2 separate regions of the Mus musculus genome follow, and region 1 is linked to region 2. Evidence: chromatin loops called from intact Hi-C (ENCODE). Cell type or tissue: left cerebral cortex. All regions are shown on one strand.

Region 1 (8,000 bases), 170 kb before region 2:
CAGCCGGTCCAGCTGCAACCTATTTCAGGACATTTTTCTACACCTGGACAAAGCAGTGGAGCAGAAGCAAAGGTAAAAGCGTCTTTAAAAACGTGGAGTACAAGCCGGGCGTGGTGGCGCACGCCTTCAGTCCCAGCACTCGGGAGGCAGAGGCAGGCGGATTTCTGAGTTCGAGGGGGCCAGCCTGGTCTACAGAGTGAGTTCCAGGACAGCCAGGGCTACACAGAGAAACCCTGTCTCGAAAAAACAAAAACAAACAAACAAAAAAACCCCGTGGAGTACATCTGGAACTTACTATTTGTAAGCTTCTGGAAAATACCATACAATGCATAATTTTTTTTAAACTATATTTTTATAAAACCTTGATATGGTAATTGATATTAACCAATCAATATATTAGTTTTGTTGCAGTCACACTTGGTATTGTCTCCTGATGATGGTGTTTTCTCTCACATTCCCTTTGTAACAATCACTGCGGCTGCGTGTGCACTGTAGTGTGGGGGCCCTTGCCTTACGTGTGCACTGGCCTTTATCCGCTTCCTGCCGCAGTGGCACATGGCTTCTTTCTAGTTTCTGTTGTAAAATGGCTTCTGCTATGAATATGCAAAAGACTTTTATTTTAAAAGGGAATCTGTCCTTTGAGAAGAATCTTCTGCTAGCATTCCTACTTTTGAACTCACTTTTACAGTATGGCGGGAGGGTACAGTCACTGGTAGAGTGCGTGCCAGGTGTGAGGTCTCCAGCACCAAAAGCAAACAGAAGTTAAAGCTTCGGCTAGAAATGTGTGGTGGGACCTCAACCCTGTTTCATTTGACAGACGTTGACCAAAACGGGGCAACAAAAGCTGGGGATGGTCTGTTTCAGTGTGGTTTGTACTGAGTTTTGTTCATACAGCACTAATTTGTAAAATGTTCTTGGGTTTAACAGGGGTTAGAGGAGGAAAAAAAAAACCTAATAAAACAAAATCCCCAATTAGATTAATTTGGTTTCTGCTACCAGAAACAGTTTTTAACTTATATATGTTTATTTATTTATTGTGTGGACGCCAAGGGACAGCTTGCAGGACTTGATTTTTCTCTTCTACCATATGGGTTCCAGCTATGAAACTTGGGGCTTAGCAGCCAGTTCTGTTATCAGCTAAGCCGGTCTCCTGGTCCAGCCAGAAGCTTCTGGGGGGTGGAGATTTCAAATAAAGATAATACTTAGGATAGGAGTTAACTTTTTCCTGTTTGATTTTCTGAGTGACTTCCAGCTCTTACACTTTATGAGATAACAGACCTTTCCCATTTGATCATTGTTCATTTGCTCAGTGCTGAGTCTAAGGGATGATACATTTATAATTGTGTCAGGAGGCTCTTAAACAACTTTATCAGTAATGTTTTAAAATAAATGAGAATTTCTGTATACTGAAAAATCAGGATAGTATGAGGAAATTCCAAATAACCCCAGCCCCAGAATTGAAAGACCTAGCTATTGGTTGAATAGAAAGACCTAGCTATTGGTTGAATAGAATTCCCCCCCCCCCCGCCCCCCTTTTTTTCTTTCTTTTTTATTATGTAGCTCTGGCTATACTGGAACTACGTAGAGCAGGCTGGCCTTGAATTCACAGTTCCTGCCTCCCAAGTGGCTGGGGTTAAAGGCATACACCGTCACACTTGGCTATGGATGAGTGGAAATCTTATCAAATCTCACAAGTTTTCTTGTAGGAATTGAGAAGTTAGTTCTAAACTTACACAGAAATATAAAGAATCTATAGAAATGAAAATAATTTTGAAAAAGAACAGAAAATCCAGATTTGTCATACTTCTGTGAGAACTTACAGGAAGCCTTGTGTGATGGTGTGCACCAGGAATCCTAGCACTTTGGAGGCTAGGACAGAATTATGAGTTTGAGGGACACCCTGCCTCAAAAACAAGCAGATAGCCGTAGACATAATAGAGTCCTAGTCAGATAGATAGAGGGCTACAGTAACATTGTGAAATAAACCCATATATAGTAGGCCCCCATATCCATGGGTTTCCCTCTTTGGTATTTATTTAACTACAAATCTAAATTCACATGGGTCCTGAATATATAGAGTCTTTTACTTGTCAATATTCTCTGAATAATGCGGAACCTTTCTATCGCTATTAGAAATAATCTGGGATCATGGGAAATGCATGGCAGTATAAATGTAAGTCCTCTGTAAGGACAACATCATTTTATATGTGAGTTTCCACAGGCAGTCGCAGAACCAATTCCCCAGGAATACTGAAGAACAACTATGTATGTTAAATTGGTTTTCAACAAAAGATGCCAAGGCAATATGGTGAAGAGGATGCCGTTGGTAACAGATGATGCTGGGACACTTGGGTATCCATGCTAAAAACAAGATACTTAGACCTCTCATACTACTAATAAGAAGGAAGTACAGATCTTACTGTAAGAGAAAAGAATAGAAATAGCCTAATTATAAGAGATTAAACTCAGTCATAACCTTGGATTAAGTGAGGCTTTCTTAAATGTAATGCCCAAAACATGATCCGTTAATAAAAATTCATTAAATAGATTTTTTTAATTTTAAACTATTTTTCTCAAAGGGTACTATTTGGGAAATAGAAAATATTTGCAAAACTTATATACATATAGTAATTTGAATCCAGAATGTACAGAGAATTACATCTTACTTAGTAAGAAAATGCGCACACACACACACACACACACACACACACCCCTTGAAGGTATAAAAGAGGGCTTACAGGTATAGTGGTAGAATATGCACTTTAAAAGTATATAAGTCCACTCATTGGTTGAATAGGTGTTCAATGTCTCCTTCCTCTCCCTCCCCCCAAAAAGTACAAAAGATTTGCATAGATATCATTAAAGAAGATACATGGATGGCATATGAGAAAACGTTCACCATAATCTTCTATCATCTGTCACCGTGGCTATCAGTGTCTCAGTGAAATGCCACTTAGCACCCTTAAGCTGGGGAAAATGAAAGGATCACCCTCACTCATGGCTGACTGGAATGTAAAATTGGAGACCCTCCTTGGAGGACAATGGCCGTTCCTAACATTAAACATCTGCCTGACGAAGCAGATCCATCCAGTGTGGCCACTCGGCAGTGATGGAGATCTTCAGATGGATTCTTATGCCTTGGGTAGTTCAGATTTTGTAATGGTTTTTAGGTTGTGTAATTCTTCCTTTTAACATTAGATGGCAGTATTGAAACCATTGTGCCATGATGCCCTTGTACAGGGGTGCAATAAATGTGTACTGCTTTGTCAATTCGCACATTAAAGCAGGGCAACTTGGTCTCTTAAAGTTCTGAGGAATTTACTCAGATTTTAGGTTGTTTTTTAAAGTCGGGGCTGTGGGGCGTAACTCAGGGGCTGTGATCTTTTTAGTGCTGAGTATTTAAGGATGATAGACTAAATCATGGGAGAGTTTATATAAACAAGTTGGCTGTTCCCTAAGTTCAGATTCATGTGTCTACCTGCTTTTTGGATGGACAAGTTTTCATTTTATCCTGTGTGGGTTTATGACATTTTCAATATACTGCTCTGTCTTGAGTAACTAACGCAGTGCTTTGTATATAGTCGGTGCTATACGTGTGTATGACGAGTATGTGGTATAGACCTGGGTAATGACGAGTATGTGGTATAGACCTGGGTAATGATGGAGTGTGTGGTATAGACCTGGGTAATGACGAGTATGTGGTATAGACCTGGGTAATGATGGAGTGTGTGGTATAGACCTGGGTAATGATGGAGTATGTGGTATAGACCTGGGTAATGACGAGTATGTGGTATAGACCTGGGTAATGACGAGTATGTAGTATAGACCTGGGTAATGACGAGTATGTAGTATAGACCTGGGTAATGATGGAGTATGTGGTATAGACCTGGGTAATGACGAGTATGTGGTATAGACCTGGGTAATGACGAGTATGTAGTATAGACCTGGGTAATGACGGAGTATGTGGTATAGACCTGGGTAATGACGGAGTATGTGGTATAGACCTGGGTAATGATGGAGTATGTGGTATAGACCTGGGTAATGATGGAGTATGTGGTATAGACCTGGGTAATGATGGAGTATGTGGTATAGACCTGGGTAATGATGGAGTATGTGGTATAGACCTGGGTAATGATGGAGTGTGTGGTATAGACCTGGGTAATGATGGAGTGTGTGGTATAGACCTGGGTAATGACGGAGTATGTGGTATAGACCTGGGTAATGATGGAGTATGTGGTATAGACCTGGGTAATGATGGAGTATGTGGTATAGACCTGGGTAATGATGGAGTATGTGGTATAGACCTGGGTAATGACGGAGTATGTGGTATAGACCTGGGTAATGACGGAGTATGTGGTATAGACCTGGGTAATGATGGAGTGTGTGGTATAGACCTGGGTAATGATGGAGTATGTGGTATAGACCTGGGTAATGATGGAGTATGTGGTATAGACCTGGGTAATGACGAGTATGTGGTATAGACCTGGGTAATGATGGAGTATGTGGTATAGACCTGGGTAATAACGAGTATGTGGTATAGACCTGGGTAATGATGGAGTGTGTGGTATAGACCTGGGTTATCTCCAGCGCTGCTGCTTCTCCTGTACTGTTTACCTTCGTGCCTCCCACACAGCTCAGTGCAGGGCCACTGGCATTCTGAACTCCGTCCTCCTCACTTTCTGTATCTAGTCATTGCCTTGTGGGTTCTGTGTGTGTGTGTGTGGTGTGTGTGGTGTGTGTGTACATGCATGTGTCTCACAGCATGTGTGCAGAATTCAGAGGATAGCTTGAGGGAGTCAGTTCTCTCCTACTATGGAGAATCAAGGGGTCAAACTTAGGTTGTGAGACTCAGAGGCATTTGAACCATCTCTTCAGTTATATTAAATTTCCAGTTTACATTTTCTTTATCCTTATTGCTACCATCTCAATTTAGGGTAATACCTATTTTCTAAAAAATTTAATTAGTTTGCATGTATATGTGTGTAATAGCTATATGAGTGTGTGTGTGTGTGTGTGTGTCCATGCTCAGATGTATGCATGTGTGTCTGTGTGTGTGCAGGTCAGACACCAGTGTTGACCCTCTTCCTCTGCTATTCTCCATCCTGCTTTCTGAGACAGGATTTGTCTGTAACTAGGTCACAGGTTGAATTACATGGGTTGGCCAGTGAGCTCCAGGGACCCTCTTTTATCCCTGACCCAACTCTGGAGTTACAGACACCTGCCACCATGCACAGCTTCTTATGTGGGTGCTGGTGATCTAAGCACACCCACTGACTGATGCGTCTCCTCAGCTCCCACCTAGGTCTTAGAAACTGCCTGCCTTCAAGGCTTCCCCTGAGTTTGGTCTTATTAACGCCACATCAGTATGGTCGTCTTCCGAAGGGACAGTTCTGATCATGTGACTGGATTGCTGGTGTTTGCTTAGTCTCCTTACTGTATTAATCATTTCTTAATTTTATTATATTTGCATAATAATTTCCTTGTTGGCACGTGTTTTTAAACTAACTTTGTGCATGTTAATAATTCCAATGACATCATAGTGACCCTTGATGTACTTTACTTACTTTGCTCTGGTTCTGTAGTTGTTATTTTAGAAGTTCCATAACTGTGGGGGGGCTGGAGAGATGGCTCAGCGGTTAAGAGCATTGACTGCTCCTCCAGAGGTCCTGAGTTCAAATCCCAGCAACCACATGGTGGCTCACAACCATCTGTAATGGGATCTGATGGGATTCAATGCTCTCTTCTGGTGTGTCTGAAGTCAGCCACAGTATATTACTCATATAAATAAAATAAAATAAAATAAATAAACAAGGAAGGCAGGCAGGCATAACCTTTAAATGCCTTGCTCAATAGAATTGGCTGGCTTATTAAGAAGCATATTCTCTGTCATATAATGATTCTAGCAAAATCTGAATAAATGTCTGAGAACCTCTAGGAATGCTGCTACCAGTTAAGGCAGTACTCTCACCCTTCCTAACGCTGTGACCCTTTATTTTTTTTATAGTGTATCAAAGATTTTTTTATTGTTTCATTTATTTACATGCCAAATGTTGTCCCCCTTCTCAGTCCCCACCTTTAAGAGTTCTTCACCTCATCGCTTTCTCACCCTTGCCTCTGAGGGGGGACCCCACCCCCCTAGCCACCCCCCTCATGCACCCACCCACTGAACCCTTTAATACTGTTCCCCGTGTTGTGGTGACTCCCAACCCTAAAATTATTTTCTTGATCCTTTATAGCTGTAATTTTGCTACTGCTGTAAATTGTAGTGTGAATATCTGCGTTTTCTGATGTTCTTAGGTGGCCCCTGTGAAAGGCTCGCTGGCCCCTCGGGTTGGGAACCACTGAGTCACTGGACTCAGCTCATTTCAGCTCAGCAAGTCCTTGTGGCACGGCAGTGACCTGGGCATAGTGGGAGATGTTGGCAATGCTGTCAAAAGTGACCAAGAAGAAAGTTCTGATCGTTCACACCCTAGTAAAGATAATACTTACAGTGATTGAGACCAAAGTCTACGGATGATTAGAATCCTGTGATTAATTAGACAAGTGAATAATTCAAGGTCAGGGTAACTAGAAAAGGCTAACTGGCCTTCGGTGAAGTGAGTAGTATGGTAGATCTCTCTTGATTTTAGAACCATATTCAGTGTTTCTCAACAAACTTAAAACATAGGGGGAGGTTGAGTACCAAAGGCATTGTGTGCAGATATACCTGAGTTTGTACACACTTGCCTCTTACCAGTGTCTCACAACAAGTGCATACCCAGTCAGTGACTCCTTGGTTTGATGGTTTGACTTGGATAATATAGTGGAATAAATCGTGGGCACCTTTCCTAGACCAGAGAAAAACAAGCGCACGTAATGTGTGTTCTAGATGTTAATTTAAAATGCTCCCTTTTTTTTTTTTTTAAATTTGTGTTGCTGTAAGGTTCAGGTACCCCTCTTCTCAGAACACTGGCAAGTGAAGCGTACCCACAGAACCACAGGTCTCATGAGTACAGAGCAGTCCTCATGCTATTTTTGAGCACTAAGGGTGTTCGTTTGCGTGCAATAGAGATTATGCAAAGATGCATACCTTCAAATTGTCTGCAAGAACCCAGGTTCCAGATGGGAGGGCACTCCAGTAAGAGCATCTGTATGTAAAACCCAAAATACTCAGGGGGTGAGTTGGAATGATGAGGTCACATGCAAGTCTTTACGGGAAGAGATGTCTTTGTGGGTAATCAAAGACCAAAGAGGTGCTCTTACCAAGCTTCAATGTGTCCACTCCTCGTGTTGTGCTTACAGCTGCATTGAACTACAGTTAACATAAAGTCATCTATCTCAGCATAGAAGTAGTACAGCTGGCTCGATCTCACCTGTGTGCCTAAGTCATTAGCTCTCCGTCTCTTTTTAAGGTTTATTTTATTTTTACGTGTGTGTGTGTGTGTGTGTGTGTGTGTGTGTGTGTGTTCCTGCACATGGCAGAAGAGGGTGTCAGATCCCTTGAAGCTGGAGTTATATGCATTTGTGAGCTATTCAGCATGGATCTAGGGAACAGAACCCAGATCCCCTGCAAGAGCAAGGAGCTGAACTCTGTGCCGTCTCCCGGCCCTCTTCTTTGTCTTTTGCTGATCTGTCTGACCAGGAGTCCTCTCTTCCCCGTGCATCTGAGCGTTCACCAGTTTGGCTTGTTAGCCTTGGAAGTGTATTTTGCCGATGCCTTCCTCCTGGGTTCCCATGTGTGAGTCTATGTGTAACATAATGGCTGACGTTGAGAGCGGCCCCTCTGGACTCCAGAGCTCCCTGTCCCGAAGTATATCTGTTCCATGAGTTCCTGCCAGTGTTCCCTCCCTGGACCTCACTCACCTCAGGGCTGCCATGGCCTCTGCCCTCCACCCTCCACCCTCCACCACAGCCTGCAGACGCTAAACAGTCAGCCTGGACAGCTGCTGGGTTCAACCCGTTTGCCTTCTCTCTTACTCTGTTGTCTGACTGAAAACTACTGTTTCATATAATTCTAGCTT
Region 2 (8,000 bases):
TCACAGAGGCATTAGAGTCTCATGGAAATGGAATTATACACCACTGTATAACATGGCCAACATGGGTGCTAGGAACCAAACTCAGATCTTCTGCAAGAACAAATAGCACATGATCCTAACTACTACATCTTATCTCTGGCCCCTTTGGACAGAATTTTCCCCAAACATAGAGGATGGTACAGCTTTACTTGAGATACCAAGACAATGCTGGAATTTTATTCATGTAGGCTATACCCTCCCTTTTTTGCAATTTTTAACATTCTGACTTTAAGAGAGGCTTAAAAATGTAATTATATAACACCCAGTTTATTTCATCCAGAAGAAAGCCATAACCTGTCCATAAATAACCCAATTACAGTAGAGAAATAAAGCCAACCAATGAGAGGCTCCTCTCACTCTTACACAAGCAGCTGACCCTCCAGACACTGTCATCTTGAATCAAACCCGTAAATTACAGATGTTAAATAATCCTGGTTTATTATGGTCCATAGCAAAATATTTAGATCATTTCAACCCAGCTCTTAATGAGTCCCAGCTTTAACTGCAGGTATGGAGTAGGATTCAGCAGGAAAGAGGTAGTGAAAGTTGACTCAAAGTCAAAACTGACTCAAACACTGAGTTTAAAAAATCTCAATTTGAAAAGGCATGAAAACAGGAGGAGACATCAAACCAATCAGAAGTCATCCAACAGTGAGAGTCAGAGAACCATCGCATGGCTTTTTCATCTTAGTCCCTAGAGTGTAGGCCTAGAGATGACAGAAATGGCTTAGAGACTGAGACACAGTTGGGCTGACAAGATACACATGTTACATACAGTATAGAGAATGCCGTCAGTAGCGTAATAGCTAACATTTGTGCAGTGATTGCAAGGCACACTACTGAGTGCCTCCATGCTATCGCACTGTCCCAACTCCTTAAAAGTAGGTGCCACAGTTGCCTCATAGATCAGAACAGAAACGAAGCAGCAAATAAGCCTGATTCAATCTGTACAACCCAAAGCAAACGCTTTAAAACCTAACAGCCAACCACATATGTGAAATGCCTCTCTCAAGCAGAATGGAAATTACAAACACTCAAAAGCTGCCTAAGTTATATGGAAATAGTTTCTCTGACTTGATGGCTTAATATGCCTACAGGAGTCATGGTTGTTGGGATTAGTGTATTTCTCTTCATCTGGTTAGAACCATAAAAATTCAGTGCTGTAATTGGATAAATTCTATTGAATTTAATAGAAGATGAAAAAGACACAAAGAAATATACACATCAATCATTTCTGAACATGCCATTACATTAAAATTAAATTACTAAAACTCATATTTAAACAGAATAAATCAATATTAAAATGTCTGCTATAAAAATGTGAAATGTCAACTGCAATATAAAAACTGCCCAAACACAAATCTTATAAACAACAAAATCCGCAATCCAAGCAACTGAAAACAATCAAGAACTAAGTGGGGAAAAAAGAATCAAAAGGAAAGGACTTTTATTGTAAATTATAAAAACAGGATATGTTTCTTGGCGTCTTGTATTAGCATTCATTTCCCATCATCTTTACAATCTTGCCCAGCTTGCTTTTTGTTATCCTAAGTAGTCTCCCGCAATCTATAACCCCAAAACACAAATGGAGGAAGAAAGTGTCTAGAAGGTTCTTGTGAGACACATTACTAGAGAAATTAACTCAGTAAACATAGGAAAATTTAGTTTTCAAAGAAATAAAACAAATAATAAAACCCGTCGTCGTTTAATCTCTCTGGTGACTCAGAGGCACCTTAGGACTGTGCTGTGGCACTGTACTCTAGTTCTGTCACATGTCAAGGTGCCTGAATCAGAAGTCTGGCTACTGGAGGTTTGAAAAAAGAAGAGTTTTATATGTGGTTCACATAGCATCAAGTGACTACAGATACAACACAAGAATTTTGATGTGTATTATTTGAACACATTTATAAATGAGAAAAATTTTAAATTTAAGTTACAAAGTGAGTATTTTTTAGCACATTTAGTAGTGACTATTTATATAAACTATCATTTTGTTTGGGTGACCAAATGAAATTTGAACATAATTAAAGAACATATAACTTTCAAACAACATTAATACAGTTACAGACCTGTTACACTGAGAATTATGTACACGTATTAAAGAGGACTGAGGTTTCTTAAACCCATTCTTTTGAAAGGTTTTTAATCCTTCTTAATGTAATTCAGTGTAAAACTTCAAAAAGTCTACTCGGTGTCACAGCAGGATGAGGTGGAATAATCCCTGCTGATCACTGAGCAAACTGTGTTTGTCATCTGATTCTCCTGACAACCACTATACTTGAGACACGTGCATATTCAGATGTAGTTGATTCAACCAACCGCAGAGAAAAATGTTCAACTTAAAAAAACTGCCCAAACACCTAGTGACACCTAGGAATGGCTGAATCTCCCTGGACCTGTCAAATCCTGCCTTAAATCCCAGTTTTGCTACAGACTATCTGGTGCTTTTGGATTCAGTAGTTGGGGGGAAAAAAGCTTCTGAATTCAAACCTATCTACAGAATATTTAAAAAAAGTGGATATATACATTTGATATACACTCATACACACACACTCACATTCATACTCACGTGTCTAGAAACCAGCACCTAACCACACCCCATTCCTCACTAATGACAAATCATTTACTCCATTAAGACCAGCTTAGACTCTATAAGGCTATAACAGCATATGGCTAAAAAGGTCAGACAAGCACCCACACTCAGGCTGCACTCAGTTTCCTCCGCATGATTTCTGACAAGCAATAACACCGTTTATATAACAGAGCAAAGATCTGAGAATATGACCCAAGCCTGGATTTCCCTCACTGCTGTGCAGACGGGAGCACTGGACAGCACAAATGATCCTCAACTCCTAATCTAAACAAACGTGAGTTAGAACATTCTGAAAGGCTGCATCCTTTGACTTCTTCATCTTTTCAATTGCCCGATGCAGGTCCTGCTGTTGCACAGGCCGGATTTCATCTTCATCGTGACTAAAATGCAAACAAAACAATCAAATTGCCAAATCTCTTTATAGAGTATACCTACCTAAAATATTTTACCAAGATTCAAAAGATGCATGTGTTGAAAAATGATTTTGTTTTTAATTACACAAGAGAGTAACAACAGTTTCTTCCTCCTTCAAGAGCCCAAAGAGAATGGCAACGCAATGAACCCATTCTAGGTGGTGTCTCTATGAGTGTATGAAAGACGCTGTTTTAAGATTGATTGATTGATTGATTGATTGATTGATTGATTTTCGAGACAGGGTTTCTCTGTGTAGCCCTGGCTGTCCTGGAACTCACTCTGTAGACCAGGCCGGCCTCGAACTCAGAAATCCGCCTGCCTCTAACCCCCAAGTGCTGGGATTAAAGGTGTGTGCCACCAACGCCCGGCTTAAGATTTATTTTTATTTTACTTTATGTGTATGAGCGTCTGTCCACATGTCCATATGTACACTGTGTGTGTGTCTAGAGCCTGGGCATAAGAGGGCAGCAGGTTCCCTGGACCTGGAGTTACAGACAATATTGAACCACAGTGTGGGTGAGCCAGTGCACTGAGCCAGCCCCTTGAAAGACAGCTTTTAAAAGCACCAAGGAGTAGGAGGTAGCAAAGCAAAATGGCTGTATAAGTCACTTCACACCAAGAATGTAAGAGCAGCACATTTTCATTAAAGAAAGCTATTCAAACGGATGCATAATTCTAATCAGGAAATCAAGTTACTCTTGTGAATAGAGAACCAAAATCTAGCATTCCTAGACATATACAGACATTTATGTGCGTGAGTAGCCTTTTATAAGATAGAAGTAGAACTTAACACTCAATTTGAAAAAAACAAATAATTCAAATCCCCTTCACTTTACCAAAAACAAAACAAGACAACAACAGCAAACCCCTGGTATATTCTGCTACTTGACAGTTTACAGACACTTGGGGAAAAAATGTTTCGAGGAAAACAGGATGATTCAAGTCTAATGACCGGATTTTCCCACTGAAATTTTCAGAGCTTTCCAAGGTTTTTCTTTCATTATTAATGTAATTAATTAAGTACAGTTTATATGCTATTTGTTTCTTTTATTTTTTTCTGCGAGAAGAAAGACCTTTGGAAGGTAGATTTCTGATGATGTTAACATGCTGAAATAGCTGGAATTATACATGGGCAGTACACACATGGGATGCATCTCTCACATGGGGCAGGAGGAAGCAGTATGGTGCTACTGTCTGGCAGGGACCTCGTACAAAAGTGAATGAGTTTTAACAGAAGCTTACTATGGCACTCACTATAATTAAATGCATCGATATAACAGGTTGGCAAGTCAGGGTTACATGGTATGAAAACTTCAGAGCAAGAGAAGAGTTGGCAAACTCCTTTAACATGACCTCAAAGGTATACTGGTTTACTAAAAAAATTCTTTATCAGAGAGCTGACACTCTAAAAAGATACAAGGTGTGGTATGGTGCAGCTTCGGGAGAAAGGCCTTTTCAGAATCTTTCTCAAAGGAGTTAATTCAGGGCTAACTTACTTTTGCTGAAATAAGGATGACAAAGTTGATTTCCCAAACTCACCACATTTACAAAGTGGTTCCAAGTGAAAGTGACTGACATGCGAGTCATGTTACATGTTAGTAACTGCATTACTGTTAAGTAGCAGCCCTGTCCACACTGCTCCACACACTTTTGTTATGTATGAAGTTTCTGAAAGATACATACTCATTTCTACACAGAAAGGAATTTTAAGGTACAGAAACAATCTATAGATTCTAGAGAACCCCGTTTTCCTAACAAAGAGGGCAAGCCTGGGTTTTTGTGACTCACCCCATTGCTTATCAAATAAAACTCAGCATTTTGCCCCTTAATTCTAGAACATCCCCACAGCAGTTTTTCCATTTAGAGACTTCTTTAGGAAGACGGCAACAAGGGCTGGGGAGTAGCTCAAGAGGTAAAGCACTTGCTAGGCCACCATGAGGACTTGAGTATCATCTCACATTTAAAAAAAAAAGGTGGAGTGTGCCTGTTATCCCAGGAGTGTGAAGGCTGTGACAGAAGGGTCCCTAGATCTCGCTGAACAGCCAATCTAGTATAACTAGAGACCTCTGGGTCAGTAAGACCCCATCATTTCAAAAGCTAAGGTGGTAAGGCACTCAACATCAGCCTGCATGCACACAGATGAGCATATATCCATATACATACACAAACACATACAGGAAAATGCCAATAAATAATAAAGGCACAAGTTGCTAATTCAATTGTCTTTTTCTGTAAGTAATCTAGTATAAAGCAAAACAACAATAATCACCTCATCAAAAGTGTTTGACAGATACCAGAAATTGAGTCTACACAGTTACCTCTCTTCTGATGTAGAATTGACATATTCCCTGACACAGAGGAGGGCGGCATCCCGACACATTTCTTTTAGGTCACTTCCTGAAAATCCATCAGTTTCCTGGGCAACTTCTAGAAGATCTACGTGTCTATCCACCTTAAATAAACATGAAATATGTTTATAATGAATATACAAAATTAAGCAAAATACTTACAAAATATCCATCTGAGAATTAATGTTCAGAATGTTGTAACACCCAAGTAAAGAGAAATGGCTAGCTATTAGTACCATAAAACTATAATTAAAAAAAATTTTTTTTCATTATTTGTCATTACATCTGAAACATGTGCACATGTCTTTACACTTAAAATTCCTTTCTAGCACAATGGTACCTGAATACTAATTCAATTTAGCACTTGGTTTTGTCCTTCCATCTAAGCTTACAGGGCTTGGGGAAACTTAAAACACACCAATGTACAACAAGGAAAAAATAAACAAGAAAATCAATGTATTCATGTTTACTATCCACAATCTAAGGTCTCATTTCCAATGCTAAGCAGCTTATACATATAATTTTCATTTAATCCTGCAAGTAAGCAGCACAATTTTCATACTCTATTAATAGTCTGAAGGCTGGGCAAGGGTAGACAAGTCATAGAAGCAGGATATGAAGAGACAGCAGACGTCCACCCCTAGGTTCTCCCCATATACCCATTTGCCACGATAATTTTCTTCACTCCTAAGGAATGGATGCCACCTTTATTACTCAATTTCTAATTATGGAATATTTTGTTTTAAGAATAGTAATTCTATACAGGGAAAAAAGATAAAAATAAGTTGGGTTCCGTGACACATGCCTGTTATTCTATCACCCCAGCAGCACTCAGGAGGCACATCAGGAGGGATTGAAGGCTAGCCTGGGCTACCTATTAAGTACCAGGCCAGCCAACAGCTGAGGCTACACAAAGTACCTACCTTTTTCAAACAAACAAATTTTAAAAGGAGACATTATAAAATTCTTAAAGAATGATTTGAAAAATTTTGGCTTAAGATGTTCTTTGAAGGTCTAAAATTCTGTGCTGAATCTACCTGGCCCTGCGTTTTTTTAATTGGGAGATTTAAACATTTTTATATTTATTTAATTTTACATGTATAAATGTTTTGCCTGTATAGATATATGTTCAGTGTGTATGCCTGATGACCACGGAGGTCAGAAGAAGGCATCAGATCCTTGGAACTAGAGTAGAACGGATGTGAGCCATCATGTGGATGCAAGAGCAAGTAGTCTAATTCACTGAACCGTCTCCAGCTCCTTCTGGGAGATTTTTAATACCGTTTCATGTTCATTGCTTGCTATAGAGAGGTTTAAACGACTTCTCCGTCTTGGTTTAAATTTAGTAAGTCATGTAAACAGTTATCTACTTCTATACATTGCCTAGTTTAGCACAGTTTTAAACCTACTGCCGGCACGGTTTCTGAACTCCCTCAGTGCTGTGACAGTGCCTCCCTTCCCATCTCTGACTTTAATCAGTCAGGTCTTCTCTTTCTTTCTTTTTTTTTTTTAAGATTTATTTATTTAAGTAAAGTATATGTAAGTACACTGTAGCTGTCTTCAGACACTCCAGAAGAGGGAGTCAGATCTCGTTACGGATGGTTGTGAGCCACCATGTGGTTGCTGGGATTTGAACTCTGGACCTTCAGAAGAGCAGTCGGATGCTCTTACCCATTGAGCCATCTCACCAGCCCAAGGTCTTCTCTTTCTACTAACTGGACTAAAGGCTTATCAATCTTTTCAAAGAAAGAACTGTTTGTTTCACTGATTCTTTGTAATTTTTGTTTGTTTCTTTCTATTTCATTAATCTCTGTCCTGATTTTAGCTATTTCACATGGTCCACTGCTCTGGGCATTTTTTTTTCTTTCTTACTTTCCAATGTCCTAAAAGGCATCATCAGGTTATTTGAGATCTAAATTTTAATGCAGGAACATAGAATGGTAAGCTTCCTTCTTTGGACTGTTTCCTTGGATCCCATAGGTTTTGGAATGCTAATTTTATTTCCACTAATTCTAGGAATGTTTTAAGTTTTCTTCATTTCAACAACACATTCATCATTCAACTGTGCAACTATGACCTTCAAATCAGTGTCATCCTTTTAAATAGAAATGCTAAATGAAGAGAAATTGGGTGGAGCTGGTGAGATGGCTCAGTGGTTAAGAGCACTGGCTGCTCTTCCAAAGATCCTGAGTTCAATTCCCAGCAACCACATAGTAGGCCCTGACTATCTGTAAATAGATATGATGCCCTCTTCTTGCATGTAGGTGTACATACAGCCAGAGTGCTTATACATATAATAATAATAATAGTAATAATAATAAACAAGTACTTTTTTAAAAACAGGAATTTAGTTATTTGTATTTGATAAAAAGGCAACAAAGGAAAGAACGACTATCCGCACAACAATCTTGAATTTAGGTACAGAAAGCAGGAGGGAAGTCCTAAGTACAGACTCTGTGAGACACAGGACACGAGTACAGTAAGGCTGGGAAGAAGGCAGAGGCTGGACATTACATACACATCTCATGCAATGTTGCAGTACTACCAAGCCTATGTGAATTCAAAATCAATACAGAAAGAGAAAAAAGGAAATATGAAATATAAAA

What was found. Peaks named below come from ENCODE experiments on the same cell type or tissue, not always from the same donor. Only the 100,000 strongest peaks of a DNase experiment are listed, where the experiment ranks them.
Region 1: it touches region 2 in a loop (4-fold over the local background); 22 of 42 quality-filtered maps call a loop at or near these places.

What each region holds. Positions count from the first base shown.
Region 1 is chr19:32,498,446-32,506,445 of GRCm38, forward strand. It overlaps Minpp1 (multiple inositol polyphosphate histidine phosphatase 1), which reads left to right. Exons shown (of 5, transcript NM_010799.2): 4 at 1-72. Among named protein-coding and RNA genes, the nearest start is that of Minpp1, 17 kb to the left of the region's middle. In left cerebral cortex, a CTCF peak has its summit at 3,197; a DNase peak (open chromatin) is centred at 3,212.
Region 2 is chr19:32,671,353-32,679,352 of GRCm38, forward strand. It overlaps Atad1 (ATPase family, AAA domain containing 1), which reads right to left. Exons shown (of 10, transcript NM_026487.3): 9 at 5,365-5,498; 10 at 1,211-3,012. The coding sequence ends at 2,892. Among named protein-coding and RNA genes, the nearest start is that of Atad1, 37 kb to the right of the region's middle. In left cerebral cortex, no CTCF peak of the experiment used is centred here; a DNase peak (open chromatin) is centred at 3,574.